Regions from separate parts of the Homo sapiens genome. Here all the other regions are linked to region 4. The links are chromatin contacts, found by Hi-C or POLR2A ChIA-PET in ENCODE. All regions are on one chromosome and are shown on one strand. The core of a region is the stretch at or near the end of the contact, and the rest is flanking DNA. Distances in the headings are between cores, read along the strand shown. Region 1 holds the start of C19orf47 (chromosome 19 open reading frame 47). Region 2 holds the start of MAP3K10 (mitogen-activated protein kinase kinase kinase 10). Region 3 overlaps RYR1 (ryanodine receptor 1). Region 4 holds the start of RPS16 (ribosomal protein S16). Region 5 holds the start of ACTN4 (actinin alpha 4).

Region 1 (3,103 bases), core at 423-2,922, 910 kb after region 4:
ACCGTGTTAGCCAGGATGGTCTCTATCTCCTGACCTCGTGATCCGCCCGTCTCGGCCTCCCAAAGTGCTAGGATTACAGGCGTGAGCCACCACGCCCAGCCAAGGACCCATTCTTAAAGGTGTTACAAGGATTAAACGAGTTAATAAACAGAGTCCTTAGAACAAAGATGCACGGCAGGTGGTTAAGTGCGATGTTAAGTGTGCATCAAATAAAACAAATCTTCAGTAAGCTAGGGAAACAGTGGGACAGTCACTGACTTAATGCTAGTTTTATACAAAGTGTGAGCTGGGAACAAGTATAAGGACAACTTAATGGGGGTCCATGGGATCTGACAACAGGGAATCACACAGTACAGGTTCTGAACAGTATCCCTATTCAAAGGGAATACGTAGTATTCCTTTTCAATTATCTTTCCATTTCAGTGTACAATGTAATGGGCTGTTCAGTTTCCATTGTATTTTACCTGAACTTTTCCTTCCTCTCATGGCCAGCAATGCTAGTTTTCCATTGAAGACAGCAATGCGCCGGGCACGGTGGCTCACACCTGTAATCCCAGCACTTTGGGAGGCAGAGGCGGGCAGATCACCTGAAGTCAGAAGTTCGAGACCAGCCTGACCAACATGCAGAAACCCCGTCTCTACTAAAATACAAAAAAAATTAGCCGGGCGTGGTGGCGCATGCCTGTAATCCCAGCTACTCGGAAGGTTGAGGCAGGAGAATCCCTTGAACCCAGGAAGCGGAGGTTGCGGTGAGACGAAATTGCACCATTGCACTCCAGCCTGGGCAACAAGAGCGAAACTCCGTCTCAAAGAAAAAAAAAAGAAGAAGACAGCAATGCAAATTTGCCTTCTCAAATTAACTTACTGGGGAAAAAAATGCACTAGTCATTATCAAGAAAAAGAAAAAAACTAGTACTTCAGGACTCAGCAAAATTGGTCAAATAGTAAGTGACAGGATGTCGATTTCCCCGGCTCCAATTCTAAGTTTTTCCTATTGCTGTCTCTGAGCTTTCTCCCCCAGCTTCCCTGGAATTCCCAGCTACACCAATGACTCTCAGAATCATTATCATTATAGTCCCAATCCACGAGCTCTCACTGTGCCAGCCCCTCTGCTTAAAATCTTTACACACACAGATTTCATCAGAATCCTCAAGACGACCCTATGATATTGGGACTATCTGCTCTCATTGTACAGATGAGAAAAAACGGGGTTCAAGGAAGCGAAGACACAGGCCCCACTGCCGCACAGTGGAGCGGGACTTGAACCAAAATTCGACGGCTTCCAAACCCAACAATTTTTCATACTAAGCGCTCAAACATCAATACTAATAATAATAGTATAGTAACGAAGTGAGCGTTATGCGGAGGCGCTGAGCTAAGGCATCCAACGTACACGACCTGACTTCTCACTCCCATTTATAAAGCCGGTGATACAGTCGGATTCTAACCCCCATTCCACAGGGGAGGAAACTGAGGCTCAAAGAAACAAATCGTAAGTCCGAAGCCGTACAACGGAGCCCGAACTGAGTCCAGACACCCGGACGCCACCCGTCCCTACCGCAACCGGCCCAGTCCCACCACCCCCGGCCCGCGCCTCACCTGGCCCACCGGGCCCGCGCCCACTCGCGCCGCCCGCCCTCCCTCCCGGCGGCGCCAACTGTCAGACACTCCTCCCCCGGCCCGGGCTGCCCGCCCCGGAAGCATCCTCTCACCGCCGGAAGCTGAACTGACTCGTCCGCGGCCGCTCTACCCCAACAGGCCGCCACCAGCGAGAGTGCGGCCATAACCATCACGTGACCGCCCACCGACACCAGCGAGAGTGCAGTCGTAACCGTCACGTGACCGCCCACCGTCGGCCCGGCGCTCCCCTCCGCCCGAAGCTAGCAAGCGGCGCGGCCAATGAGAAAGGCGCATGCCTGGCCCCCGCCGGCCTGCAGTCTAGCCGTAGTGCGCCTGCGCGCGGCTAGGAGGGGCCGTCAGGCGGGGATACAGCCTGGAAGGTGCGTGTGGGGCTGGGTCTCGGAGTGGGAGACGTGGAGTGCAGGTACTGTGCGATCTGGGGGCGCGGCGCCTCGGCTACCCTCCTCGTGTTGTCTTCCACGCTATAATGCATGGAATATAATATATATTATATGGAATATAATATATGGAATATAATATATATAATTATAGCGTTGTCTTCCACGCTATAATTTATGTCGTCCTCGGTCTCTTTATGTCACCATTCCTCTCCTTCTGTCTCATCCCACTTAAATCCTCACAACTCCTTCTGTCGCCATCACCCTCTTTAAATCCTCACAACTCCTCTTGTTGTCATCAACGCCCTTAACTCGCTTTCGTTCCCTGTAAGCCCTCTTTGCCACCATAGGTCGTAATCGCTCCCTTTAAATTCGTCATCGCCATATGTTACCTGCATCCTGCTTTTGTTGCCATTTCTCCTTTATAAAATCCTCATTTCTCTTTAAACCCTCATCATACCCCCAAGTCACCTTCGCATGGCTACTGTCCCCATCGCTCTTCTTAAATCGCGCTAATGCAACTCTTACGTCATCATTACCCCTTGTGTCTTTGTCCCTCCCTTGGCATCACTGTTCCTCTGACCAGTCACCATCCACTCCTCATGCTTCCAGTTTTCCCCATAAGGAGCCACCCAGCCTTACAGTTATTTTTCTTCCCTCCGTGTCTTCGTCATTTCCCCGTGTCACATCTCACATAACATACGGGGTACTGCAGCCCATTACCTGGGGTGTGTCAGAATCCCAGCCCCACCACTACACCTCTGGATACCTTGACTGCCTTATGGCACCTTTCCAATCCCAGCTTCATCTGCAAAATGCACACGGGGACATCCACATCAGGGCTGAGTGTGACGATTCTGTGAGTTTATTCTTGTGGTAGGCTCAGCTTGACATGGTGTTTTTGGCTAATATTGTTATTAACCATGTCACCCTCGGCCGGGTGCGGTGGCTCATGCCTGTAATCCCAGCACTTTAGGAGGCCAAGGTGGGCGGATCACCTGATGTCGGGAGTTCGAGACCAGCCTGATCAACATGGAGAAACCCCGTCTCTACTAAAAATACAAAATTAGCCGGGCGTGGTGGTG
Region 2 (2,902 bases), core at 345-2,844, 760 kb after region 4:
GAATGCATATAGCAGGTTATAGCAGAAACACTTATACTCAGAATGAAGCTGGGGCTCTCTCTTCCAACAAGCATTTTTGATATGCTCCGAGTGTCCCTGCTAGGTAGCCAGGAGACCAGGTAACCCACTTCCCTCTGACAATGGAACAATTCCCCAAGGACCCTGAGGGGCAGTTCTCTGGAGTTTGGGCACTAGAGTCCCTCTTATTTCCTCTTCTTCTCTCCTCCCTCTAGACCCCATACCACTCAGGAGAGGCCAAGTAAAAAGACCCAGAATTTTGCCTCTTACAAGCTTAGAGATCTTGAAGAAGTCACTGAACCTCTGCGGGACCTACTTTCCTCATTCTTTAAATAGAAAGGCAGTGGGTTTTTTGTTTGTTTGTTTTTTGTTGTTTTTTTTTTTGTTGTTGTTGTTTTTGTTAATCGTGGCGATGGTTATTTATTTATTTATTTATTTTGAGACGGAGTCTTGCCCTGTCGTCCAGGCTGGAGTGCTGTGGCGTGATCTTGGCTCACTGCAACCTCCACCTCCCAGGTTCAAGCGATTCTCCTGCCTCAGCCTCCCGAGTAGCTGGGATAGATTACAGGCGCACACCACCACGCCCGGCTAATTTTTTTTTTTTTTTTTAAATAGTAGAGACGGGGGTTTCACCATGCTGGCCAGGCTGGTCACGAACTCCTGGCCTCGTGATCCGCCCGCCTTGGCCTCCCATAGCGCTGAGATTACAGGCGTGAGCCACCGCGCCCGGCCTGGTTGTTAATTTTTAAAACTGCCTTTCATTTTTGCTTTGCCATTTATAGCTCTGTAGCCTTGCACAAATGACTTCACTTCTCTATGAGTCATCTGTAAAATGGGGCTCTTTGTGAAGACTTAACGATACCACGTGTACAAAGCACTGAATACAACATGCACATTAAGCTCCCCGAAATTGAAACTCCTATAAAATAGGAATCGGGGATTCTCAAGAGCAGGAGTTCTGACTTCAGCAGAGGAACCCAGAGCTGGTGGGGAAAGCAGACGTGGCTGTGACATCCCCAGGGACACTAAACACATCCTCCCAGCCCCATCTTCCCCGCAGAGTCCCGCCACCGGCCCGACCCCTAACTTGCTCCAACCACCCGCCGACGCCCGCAGCCCGCTGTTTGGGGGCCGCCCCCTGCAGCGCCAGGTCCCCGCGCGGACTACAGTTCCCAGCGTACATCTCGGTCGGGGGGTCCGAGGGGCCGTCCTGCCTCAGGGATAAGGTCCAGGCTGCGTTCGCGGCTCCGGGCAGTCACAGTCATGCACGCAGCTCCTATTTTTCGCGTTGCTAATCGCGTCCGTTGCAGTCCAACCCATCCTGGGCCGCGGCCCCCACAGGGTCTGTGAGGAGCGCTTCCCCCCGCCCCGGGCGCCCGCTACGCCGCGTCCGAAGGAGGGGCCGAGGCCGGGCTCATCTCCCCGGGAGGACTCCTTCGGCTTCGTGGGGTGTCATGTCCATTGCGGCCCGAGGCTGGCCGCGGGGCTCTGCTGGAGGGCGCTGAGAGCCGGGCCCCGAGGCCGCACGGCCGGAGACTACAACTCCCAGGAGGCACCGCGGCGGCGGCGCCCACACGTCACTCGGGCCCCGCCGGTGGCCCGGGGAAGCAGCACGGGCGGGGGGCAGGGGCTGGGGCCGACCGGGAGGCCGGTGCCAAGGATGGGGGCCGCCCGGCTGCCCCGCGCGTGAGGAGGCCGAGGGGCGCGCCACCCCGGCCCGGGGCGGCCGCCCCAGGGGCCCCGCCACCCCCGCCCGGCCCGGCAGTCGTGGCCCGGGATGCGGAGCCGGGGGCCGCCGGTGGAGCTGCGCGGGGTGAGCGGCGCGGGGAACGGGGACTGCCTGCCGCCCTCGCCCTCGTCCCCCACCGGCGGACCCCGGCGGGCATTCGAGAGCCGCGCGGCCAGGCCCTCTTAGCCCTCTGCCGTTTGGGGGGCACGGGTGAACCTGCCGCCCCACTCCCACCCCGCCCCGCCCCGCCCGTACAGCCAAATCGGAAGGGACGAGCCTGCCCTTTGAAAGGGTTTTTTTTCTTGCTCCTGCGGAGGGCGCCCCAGCCATGGCCCTCAGGAGCTCCCTAGACCCCGCAGGGACTGCCCTCCATCCCGGCCGCCGGGGCCCGCCCTCTGCATCCCGCGGGCAGCCTGTGTGAAGCGGCCTCCCGCAGCCCCCGGCCCCTCCCCCATGGAGGAGGAGGAGGGGGCGGTGGCCAAGGAGTGGGGCACGACCCCCGCGGGGCCCGTCTGGACCGCGGTGTTCGACTACGAGGCGGCGGGCGACGAGGAGCTGACCCTGCGGAGGGGCGATCGCGTCCAGGTGCTTTCCCAAGACTGTGCGGTGTCCGGCGACGAGGGCTGGTGGACCGGGCAGCTCCCCAGCGGCCGCGTGGGCGTCTTCCCCAGCAACTACGTGGCCCCCGGCGCCCCCGCTGCACCCGCGGGCCTCCAGCTGCCCCAGGAGATCCCCTTCCACGAGCTGCAGCTAGAGGAGATCATCGGTGTGGGGGGCTTTGGCAAGGTCTATCGGGCCCTGTGGCGTGGCGAGGAGGTGGCAGTCAAGGCCGCCCGGCTGGACCCTGAGAAGGACCCGGCAGTGACAGCGGAGCAGGTGTGCCAGGAAGCCCGGCTCTTTGGAGCCCTGCAGCACCCCAACATAATTGCCCTTAGGGGCGCCTGCCTCAACCCCCCACACCTCTGCCTAGTGATGGAGTATGCCCGGGGTGGTGCACTGAGCAGGGTGCTGGCAGGTCGCCGGGTGCCACCTCACGTGCTGGTCAACTGGGCTGTGCAGGTGGCCCGGGGCATGAACTACCTACACAATGATGCCCCTGTGCCCATCATCCACCGGGACCTCAAGTCCATCAACAGTAAGTGGTGTCCTCTCCCC
Region 3 (3,367 bases), core at 377-2,876, 880 kb before region 4:
CTTCTTTTTTTTGAGACAGGGTCTCACTCTGTTGTCCAGGCTGGAGTGCAGTGGGGCAATCTCAGCTCACTGTAACCTCCACCTGTCAGGTTCAAGTGATTCTCCTGCCTCAGCCTCCTGAGTAGCTGGGATTACAGGCATGCGCCACCACACCTGGCTAATTTTTGTATTTTTAGTAGAGACAAGGTTTCGCCATGTTGGCCAGGGTAGTCTCAAACTCCTGGCCTAAAGTGATCTGCCCTCCTCACCCTCCGAAAGTGCTGGGATTACAGGCGTGAGTCACCATAATTTTAAATTTTCTAATAGCCATGTTTTTTAAAAAGTAAAAAGAGGACCGGCATGGTGGCTCGTGCCTGTAATCCCAGCACTTTGGGAGGCCAAGGCGGGAGGATCACTTGAGGCCAGGAGTTTGAGCCAGCCTGCGTAACACAGCAAAACCCTATCTCTATAAAAACTTTAAAAAATAACCAGGTGTAGTAGTGCATATCTGTAGTCCCAGTTACTGGGGAGGCTGAGGCAGGAGGATCTCTTGAACCTTGGAGGTTAATGCTGCAGTGAGCCATGTTCATGGCACTGTACTTCAACCTGGGCAACTGAGCAAGACTCTGTTAAAAAAAAAAAAAAGTAAAATGAAACACTACACATAATCTAGTACACTCAGGATATTATTTCAACATGGAATCAATCCTGTTTATTTATTTATAGAGATGGGGTCTTGCCATGTTGCCCAGGCTGGTCTCAAACTCCTGTGCTCAAGCAATCCACCCTCCTCAGCCACCCAAGGTGCTGGGATTACAGGCAAGAGCCACTGTGCCTGGCCATAATCAATCTAAAAAATGATTAGCTCGACATTTTTCATTCTTTTTTCACACTAAGTCTATCAGTGGATAGTGCTGTCCTAGTTGTAGAGCTTCCCATAGTCTGGACCTGACCAATGCGTCCTTGTGGTGTCATTTCATGTGTTCCTGTGTCCCCTGGGTTTCCTCCAAAGTGGGACTCAGCCAAAGTTCGAGCAGATTCAGATTTGGGTGTAAGGAGTTTTTTAGCCAGAACCTTCCTATGTGGGGCTACTGTATACCTCCACCAGGAGGCACCTCCTTTCCAGATGCCAGCAGCTGTTTCTGCTCAACACTCAGACATATTCATTCATTAGAGATTGCAAAATGGCGATAGTCTCATTTCTTTTTTTTTTTTTTTTTTTTGTGACAGAGTCTCATTCTGTCACCCAGGCTGGAGTGCAGTGGCATGCTCTCGGCTCACTGCAACCTCCGCCTCCCAGGTTCAAGCGATTCTCCTGCCTCAGCCTCCCAAAGTGCTGGGATTATAGGCATGAGCCACGGCGCCCAGCCTCTTAGTTTTCATGATGCTTCCTTCACTTGACAAATGAGTATGAGTACCTACTGTGTGTCAGGCACTGCCCTGGTCCTGAAGGTACAGCAGTGAACAAAACAGAGAGCCCACTGTGGGGGCTGATAGTCCAGTGGGAAGGGGCAGATGCAAATAACGAAATACACGAAGTAATTGCAGGTTATAATCTGTGGTCTGAAGGGTGTGGGAGTGAGCAGGGTGTGGTAAGCCCTGTAAACCGGCTGGTGGCGGAAGGCCTTCTGCAGGAGGGGACAGCGAAGCTGAGAGTTGAAAGATACCATATGACTCAGCGAGGCTGTGGTGTCCCAGGCAAAGGGGACAGTAAATGGAAAGGCTGAAAAATGGGAACAAGAGGGACAGAGAGCAGCCTGGGCAACATGGCGAAACCAAACCCTGTCCCTACAAAAAATACAAAAATTAGCTAGGCATGGTGGCCTATGCCTGAAGTCCCAGCTACTTGGGAGGCTGAGGCAAGAGAATCACTTGAACCCAGGAGGGGGAGGTTGCTGTGAGCCAAGATCGCGTCATTGCACTCCAGCCTGGGTGACAAGAGCGAAATTCTGTCTCAAAAAAAAGAAATAAAAATACAAAAATTAGCTAGGCATGGTGGTGCATGCCTGTATTCCCAGCTACTCGGGAGGCTGAGGCAGGAGAATCGCTTGAACCCGGGAGGCGGAGGTTGCAGTGAGCCGAGATTGCACCACTGCACTCCAGCATGGGCAACAGAGTGAGACTCTCTCAAAAATAAAATAAAATAATACAATAAAATATAAAATAAAATAAAATACTAGCCAGGCACGATGACTCATGCCTGTAATCTCGATACTTTGGGAGGCTGAGGTGGGAGGATCGCTTGAGCCCAGGAGTTCAAGACCAGCCTAGAAAACATAATGAGACCTTGTCTCTACAAAAAAACTGTTTAAAAAATTAGCTGGGTATGGTGGTGCATGCCTGTGGTCCCAACTTGGAAGGCTAAGACGGGAGGATCACTTGAGCCCAGGAGGTCGAGGCTATGGCAAGCCATGATCACTCCATTACACTCCAGCCTAGGTAGTAGAGACAGACTTTGTCTCAAAAAATTAATAATAAAGTAAAACAACTAAAAGACTATAAGTAGACTGTAACACAAAGAAAGGATAAATGCCAGAGGGAATGGATAACGCATTAACCCTGATGTGAGTACGTATTGCATGCCTATATCAAAATAGTTCATCTACCCCATAAATAAATACAACTACTATGTACCCACAAAAATGAAAAATAAAAAGGCCTGGCTCATGCCTGTAATCCTAACACTTTGGGAGGCCAAGGCGGGCAGATCACTTGAGATCAGGAGTTCAAGACCAGCCTGGCCAACATGGCGAAACCCCATCTCTACTAAAAATACAAAAATTAGCTTGGCGTGGTAGCACATGCCTGTAATCTCAGCTACTCAGAAGACTGAGGCAGGAGAATCGCTTGAACCCTGGAGGCAGAGGTTTCAGTGAGCCAAGATCACGCCACTGCACTCCAGCCTGGGTGACAGAGCAAGACTCTGTCTCAAAAAATAAAAATAATTTTTTAAAAAAATAGTCCAGGTGTGGTGGCTCACACCTGTAATCCTAGCACTTTGGGAGGCCCAGGCAGGCAGATCACCTGAGGTCAGGAGTTCAAGGCCAGCCTGGCCAACATGGCGAAACCCTGTCTCTACTAAAAATACAGAATTAGCCAGTGTGGTGGCACACGCCTGTAGTCCCAGCTACTCAGGAGGCTGAGACAGGAGAATCACTTGAACCCAGGAGGCGGAGGCTGCAGTGAGCCAAGATCGTGCCACTGCACTCTAGCCTGGGCAAGACAGAGCAAGACTCCGTCTCAATAAGTAAGTAAGTAAATAAATAAATAAAGGGATGGGCAATGAATGATGACACAGAGAGATCAGCAAATCACAAGAGCAAAGTCTAGGAGTGAATGGAGGTGATAGTGTCCCAGGCGCCTGTGGAGAGGTGGGCTTCTTTTTTTT
Region 4 (3,289 bases), core at 7-2,506:
CCTGTAGTCTTGGCAACCGAAAGGCTGAGGTGGGAGGATCTCCAACTCAGGAGTTTAAGGCTGCAGTTCATTAGGATTGTGCTATTGCACTCCAGGGTAGGTGACAGCAAGATACTGTTTTTAAAAAAGAACCTTATAACTCAAAAAAAATTTTTTTAACTGACCCTGCAATGTAGATATTCTTTCTTTTAAAAGTAGTAGAGTTCAGAAGGGGCAGAAATCAGACTCTGGTTTCTTTCCATTCTGAGCCAAAGAAATTGAGAGTCCCAAAAAGGGAACAGAGGAACCCCTTTTACAAGCAAGCATTTAAACAGACCCAAATTCGGCCGCACACGGTGGCTGACGCCTGCAATCCCAGCACTTCGGGAGGCCGAGGCTGGTGGATCACCTGAGGTAATGAGTTCGAGACCACTCTGGCCAATATGGCGAAACCCCGTCTCTACTAAAAATACAAAAATTAGCCGGGCGTGGTGGTGCATGCCTGTAATCTCAGCTACTCAAGAGGCTGAGGCAGGAGAATCGCTTTAACCCGGGAGGCGAAGGTTGCAGTGATCCGAGATCGCGCCACTACACTCCAGCCTGGGCGACACAGCGAGACTCCCTCTCAAAACAAATAAATAAAATAAAAAATAGTCGGTGTCCCTTCACCCTTTGGGTCCCCCCGCCCCAGTGAGGTGAGCTTCCTAACATCCCAGTTCTCAAAGCAAACCCTTAATCTTCAACAACCCCATCTCAGCTTTTACATCTTCTGAACCCCAAGCCCAGCTCTATTGCCAAATACCCCACTGTTCTACACCCAACACAACTTCTAAACATCCCGTTGCTGATGCCAGCCCCCCCAGCTTTCAAGAGCTACAACATCTCTGTCTCCAAGAGTCCTCCATCCACTCAACGCCGGTGCCGGATCCCAGCACCTTGTACTGTAGCGTGCGCGGCTCAATCATCTCCAGGGGCCGCCCGTTCACCTTGATGAGACCATTGCCGCGTTTGCAGTGCGCCACAGCTGTCGCTGTCTTCTGTAAGATACAAGAGAAACAGGGGCCCCGTGAGCTCCGGCTCCAGCTCCCATGTTACCCCCTAGATTCCTGCCCACCGACCTCTCCCAGACCCTGGCCTTCTCCTTCCCCTCCCCTTCCCATCCGGCGTCTGGCTCACCTTGCGTCCGAAGACCTGCACAGACTGCAGCGGGCCCTTGGACGGCATGGCTCCGAGCGTGGACTAGACAACCTCACCGCGCGGCGCCGCAACCGGAAAAGGAAAGCTAGGGGCCACCCTGGCCGCTTTTCAGGGTCTGCGCAGGCGCCTTGAGCACTGCGTCGCGACGGGAGAGAGCTTTACGGCTTCTGTTGCGGCTAACGGGCGGGGCGTCTGGTCAGCGGCGGGAAGGCCCTTAGGCGCTCAGAGCGGGCGGGCCCTGTGAGGCGGAAGTGGCGGGCTCTGTGGGCGGAAGGGGCGGGGCCTGGGAGTGTCGTGTGCGGACTGAAGGGAAGGCTGCGGGAGTGTGCTTCGCGTCCTCTGTAGTCGACTACCGCAGCTCTTCTTTGCATTCTGGCTCTTTAATAATCTCCCTTCGCCCTTTCTTTAAATCAGTTCCCACCCTCCCAACACCTGTAATCTTTCTCCCCTCTGGACTCCCTCCTCCCCGAATCCCCCGCATCAGAATCTTCCTTTGGAATCTACTGCAAGAAATCTGGCTGGATTCTCAGATTAAGGACTTCCAGAATCCTATCCTCCCTAGAATCCCCCTCCTTGGGGATCCTCTCCCAGAATCCTTTTCCCCTCAGAGCCCCTTCCCCTCAGAATCTCCCTTTCACCAGAATGTCCTTCCTTTCAGTTTCCTCTTCCCAGAATGTTTCCCATCCTTCTCTCAGATGGCCAACCCCAAATGTCCCTCTTAAGAGTGCTCAACTTAGACCCCCCTTTTCCCTGAATCTCCCTCCATTCGGTCCTCGTCCCCTCAGTCACCCTTCCCAGAATCTTTCTCTTGTCAGGACCCAGTACCCCTGGAATCTCCCTCCTCCAGAATCTCCCTTTCCCGGCAAATCCCCCTTTCCCGGCAAATCCCCCTTTCCCAGAACACCCCGCCCCGCAAATCCACAAAAACTTTTCTCTCAGAGACCCGTCCCTCAAAATCTACCTTTCTCCTGAGTTTATTTCCCTTCCGAGACTCCTCTTCCCAGCAACTGCCTTCCCTGGAGTTTTCCCTCCGTTAGAATCCCCCTCTCCTAAGAGACCCTCCCCCAAGAATTAACCTCTTCCCCGTCCCCACCCTAGAATCTCTCTCTTTTTTTTGAGACGGAGTTTCGCTCGTTGCCCTGGCTAGAGTGCAGTGGTGCGATCTCGTCTCACTGCAACCTCCGCCTCCCGGGTTCAAGAGATTCTCCTGCCTTAGGCTCCCGAGTAGCTGGAATTACAGGCGTCTACCACCACGCCCTGGTCGTTTTTTGTATTTTTAGTAGAAATGGGGTTTCACCACGTTGGCCAGGCTGGTCTCGAACTCCTGACCTCAGGTGATGTGATCCGCCTCAGCCTCCCAGAGTCCTGGGATTACAGGCGTGAGCCACCACGCCCGGCCGAATCTCTCTGTTTTTTGTTTTTTTTTTTTCTTTTTTTTGAGACAGAGTCCTGCTCTGTCGCCCAGGCTGGAGTGCAGTGGCATGATCTCTGCTCACTGCAACCTCTGCCTCCCCGGTTAAAGCGATTCTCCTGCCTCAGCCTCTTGAGTAGCTGAGATTACAGGCATGCACCACCACGCCCGGCTAATTTTTGTATTTGTAGTAGAGACGGGGTTTCACCATATTGGCCAGACTGGTCTCGAACTCCTGACATCAAATGATCCACTCATCTCAGCCTCCCAAAGTGCTGGGATTACAGGCGTGAGCCACCGCGCCCAGCCCCTAGAATCTCTTTCTCCAGAATCTCCCAGTCATCTTTTTCCTCTCCCCCAAATCACCCTCCACTTAAGCCTCCTCCCCACAGAATTCTCCATCCCCAGCCCCCCAACCCCACCTGAGGAACCCCAGGATTGGGTTGTCCTCTGGTTCCCCGGCAGATGTCCCTGCGTCTCACCCCATCAAGAGTCTCCCCAGCGAAGAGGTTCCTCTCTCAGAGCTAGAGGGAGCCCACAGTTGCCTCAGTTTCTCTGGCAGTACAGGGTCTGGGATCCAGGGTTCAAAAGGGCGTCGTGGTGCACCTTGCCAAAGAGGGTGGAGACAGGGAGACACTGGAGGGCAGGTCTGGGGCCAGAGGGAAAAGCCAGCCCGGAGTCCAGCTCTAAAAGGGTGAGGGG
Region 5 (2,943 bases), core at 330-2,829, 790 kb before region 4:
GGATTGCAAGAGTAAGCCACCAGTGCCTGGCTGAATATTTAAATTTAAGATGCTTCCTGATGCAGTGGCTCGCACCTTTGTTTAAATGTCTGCCTTCTCCATGAAGCCTACCTGAGTAGTTTATTTGCATTCCAGCCCATGCTTGATTTTTCTCCAAATACTCAACACCTTGGAATATACAATACTACCTATTTTTTACTTTTATGTATATTTTTGAGACAGGATTTCGCTTCTGGAGTGCATTGGTGTGATCACAGCTCACTGCAGACTGGAACTCCTGGGCTCAAGTGATGTCCCTTCCTCAGCCTCCTGAGTAGCTGGGACTACAGGTGCACACAGCCATGCCCAGTGAATTTTTACATTTCTTGTAGAGACAGGTTCTTGTTATGTTGCCTAGGCTGGCCTTGAACTCTTGGGCTCAAGCCATCCTCCCGCCTCAGCTTCCCAAAGTGCTGGGATTACAGGTGTGAGCCCCTGTGCCTGTCTACATATTTTTTAAAATTTTGAGTGTTGAGGCCAGGCGCAGTGGCTCATGCCTGTAAGCCCAGCACTTTGGGAGGCCGAGGTGGGCGGATCACCTGAGGTCGGGAGTTTGAGACCAGCCTGACCAACATGGAGAAACCCCGTCTCTACTAAAAATACAAAATTAGCCAGGAGTGGTGGCACATGCCTGTGATCCCAGCTACTCGGGAGGCTGAGGCAGGAGAATAGCTTGAACCTGGGAGGCGGAGGTTGCAGTGAGCCCAGATCACGCCATTGCACTCCAGCCTGGGCAACAAGAGCGAAACTCCGTCTCAAAAAAAAAAATTTGTGTGTTGGTTGGGCGCGGTGGCTCACGCCTGTAATTCCAGCACTTTGGGAGGCTGAGGCGGGAGGATCGCTTGAGCTCAAGAGTTCAAGACCAGCCTGGCCAACATGGTGAAACCCCGTCTCTACTAAAAAAATACAAAAATTAGCCGGGTGTGGTGGAGCATGCCTGTGTTCCCAGCTACTCGGGAGGCTGAGGCAGGAGAATTGCTTGAATCCGGGAGGCGGAGGTTGCAGTGAGCCGAGATCGCGCCACTGCACTCCAGCCTGGGAGACAGAGCGAGACTCCGTCTCAAAAAATAATAAAAATAAAAGTAGATTTGTGTGTATGTGGCTTCCTTTACTAGAAGGTAGTTTCATGAAAGTTGGGATTTTTTTCTGTTTTTAGTGCCTGCGTAAAACATAGTCTGGCACAGAATAGGTGTTCAATAAATATTTGTTGAATTTGTGTCGCTGAATGGGAACCCGGTGCAGTGCATTCCAAGCCTGAGCTGGTTCAGGTCCGATGGCGGGGCCTGCCCTTATGAATCATTCATGATCTGGCCCCGCCCATACGCGAACGACGCGCGCGTTCACGCCGGAGAGGGGGCGCGGCTCGCCCCCGGGCTGAGTCGGGCGGCCAGGAAGCGGGACTCTGCGCAGGCGCCAAGCTCCGGAGCGCGGCCTTGGTGCCTTTTCTGGTTTGGCAGGCGCGCGCGCGCGGGAGGGCGGCAACCTCGGCGCTGTGCGCAGGCGCGGCGGGCAGTGCGCAGGCGCGGGCGGAGGGCGGGCTGAAGCAGCTGAAGCGGCGGTAGCGGCGGCGGCTCGGGCAGAGGGGCGGGAGCTGAGGCGGGAGCGGACAGGCTGGTGGGCGAGCGAGAGGCGGCGGAATGGTGGACTACCACGCGGCGAACCAGTCGTACCAGTACGGCCCCAGCAGCGCGGGCAATGGCGCTGGCGGCGGGGGCAGCATGGGCGACTACATGGCCCAGGAGGACGACTGGGACCGGGACCTGCTGCTGGACCCGGCCTGGGAGAAGCAGCAGCGCAAGGTGCGCGGCCCGCGGGCCGGACGGGCTGGAGGGGCTTTTCTGAGGGGGCCCGGGGAGGGGTGGGAGGTCCTGAAAGGTAACTGGAGCGTCTGTGATGGGAACGGGGGGGTCCCGAGAAGGAATTGGCGGGTCCGGGAAGGGAATTGGAGTCCTGAGGAGGAATCGCCGAGCTAGAGGAAGGAATTGGGAATCTGAAAAGAGAATTGGCGGCTGGGTGGGGAATATGGGAGTCAAATAAAAGGAATCGGGAAGGCTGATGAAGGATTTGGAGGGTCTGGGCGTGCCATTAGGGGAAACCGAGGAGATGACTGGGCAGGCTGAAATGGAACTGGGATCCGAGGCGGGCTTGAAGGGTCGGAGCATGGGTTGGGGGTGCTGGGAGGAGAATCAGGGGAGGCTGAGAAGGGAATTTCTGGGTCTGGGAAGTGTGAGGAGGAGCTTGAGTGTGGAGGGGTTGGTTATTTGGAGAGCAGAAAGATCTGAAGGAGATTGGAATTGGGGGAGCCTCAGGTTGGGGGAGTTATAAAGGGGATGAAGAATCAAGTGTGAGGATGGAGTGGAGATTGTGGGGTCTGAAGACGGGTGGGAAGACTAGGGAGGCTGGGAAGATGAAAACAGGGGCTAAGGGTAGAATTGAGCATGAAAAGACATGGGCTTAGGGTGTGAGGAGGGTAGAGGTGCCAGGACTGGGGGTCTGAGGAGGGTGGGGTGCGGAAGGAAGAAGTTAAGGGGCCCGTGAATCAGACGTTTTTGAAGGGGGTGAGATTTATTTGTGGTGCCCTGTTCCAAAGGGGAGAAGATTAAGAGATAGGAGGAATAATAAGAGGAATTGATGAGGGATGGAGAAGCCGAAGTAGAGGGGATACGGAGAGTGGGGATAATTTGGGGAGGGATTTCTAAAGAATTGATGGGAAGCTGAAAAGCTAAAGCGTTGGAGAGAATGAGGAAGTGTAGAGGGAGAAGGTGAGATCGGTGGGAGGGAGGGTGAGCTGGAATGGTGGATAATGGGAGAGAGGTTCGTTTAGGAAAATGAAAGTCTCATTAGAAAGGGAATGCGTAATGGATAGACTGAGAAAGGAATTTGAGGAGGGGGTGCTGGCTCCTG

The links. Hi-C counts contacts between places; a loop is a spot of excess contacts on that map. ChIA-PET counts read pairs that join two places held with the same protein, here RNA polymerase II (POLR2A). Pooled maps may share reads with other maps.
Region 1: a pooled map shows a loop between it and region 4 (7-fold over the local background). The contact joins the promoter of C19orf47 here to the promoter of RPS16 in region 4. A Hi-C loop is called at or near these places in 1 of 168 maps with a recorded cell type or tissue (naive thymus-derived CD4-positive, alpha-beta T cell) and 9 of 50 pooled maps. POLR2A ChIA-PET finds 5 or more read pairs at or near these places in 5 of 52 experiments (AG04449, PC-3, Panc1 and 2 more).
Region 2: a loop to region 4 is called in a pooled map, with 11 times the contacts of the local background. The contact joins the promoter of MAP3K10 here to the promoter of RPS16 in region 4. A Hi-C loop is called at or near these places in 1 of 168 maps with a recorded cell type or tissue (CD4-positive, alpha-beta T cell) and 6 of 50 pooled maps. POLR2A ChIA-PET finds 5 or more read pairs at or near these places in 6 of 52 experiments (A549, GM12878, H1 and 3 more).
Region 3: a pooled map shows a loop between it and region 4 (4-fold over the local background). The contact joins the enhancer-like site here to the promoter of RPS16 in region 4. A Hi-C loop is called at or near these places in 4 of 50 pooled maps.
Region 5: a pooled map shows a loop between it and region 4 (4-fold over the local background). The contact joins the promoter of ACTN4 here to the promoter of RPS16 in region 4. A Hi-C loop is called at or near these places in 6 of 50 pooled maps. POLR2A ChIA-PET finds 5 or more read pairs at or near these places in 3 of 52 experiments (MCF 10A, Panc1 and activated CD4-positive, alpha-beta memory T cell).

Annotation. Positions count from the first base shown.
Region 1 is chr19:40,346,725-40,349,827 of GRCh38, forward strand. C19orf47 (chromosome 19 open reading frame 47) reads right to left here and starts at 1,673. Exons shown (of 9, transcript NM_001256441.2): 1 at 1,600-1,673. PLD3 (phospholipase D family member 3) reads left to right here and starts at 1,971. Exons shown (of 13, transcript NM_012268.4): 1 at 1,971-2,044. RefSeq lists a silencer at 1,548-1,637 and an enhancer at 1,628-1,917.
Region 2 is chr19:40,189,832-40,192,733 of GRCh38, forward strand. MAP3K10 (mitogen-activated protein kinase kinase kinase 10) reads left to right here and starts at 1,595. Exons shown (of 10, transcript NM_002446.4): 1 at 1,595-2,882. The coding sequence starts at 2,201. RefSeq lists an enhancer at 823-1,062 and silencers at 1,223-1,722, 1,993-2,292.
Region 3 is chr19:38,555,870-38,559,236 of GRCh38, forward strand. All of the region lies in intron 89 of RYR1 (ryanodine receptor 1), which reads left to right. Among named protein-coding and RNA genes, the nearest start is that of MAP4K1-AS1, 39 kb to the right of the region's middle. RefSeq lists an enhancer at 1,423-1,612. Within about 2 kb of position 1,627, at least 3 of the 41 ENCODE cell types and tissues checked have a DNase peak (open chromatin) inside an H3K27ac peak, as active enhancers do.
Region 4 is chr19:39,434,693-39,437,981 of GRCh38, forward strand. It overlaps RPS16 (ribosomal protein S16), which reads right to left and starts at 1,257. Exons shown (of 5, transcript NM_001020.6): 1 at 1,156-1,257; 2 at 915-1,016. The coding sequence starts at 1,203. RefSeq lists enhancers at 451-1,030, 2,694-3,289 and a silencer at 1,411-1,510.
Region 5 is chr19:38,646,070-38,649,012 of GRCh38, forward strand. ACTN4 (actinin alpha 4) reads left to right here and starts at 1,580. Exons shown (of 21, transcript NM_004924.6): 1 at 1,580-1,838. The coding sequence starts at 1,677. RefSeq lists silencers at 1,420-1,609, 1,840-1,919.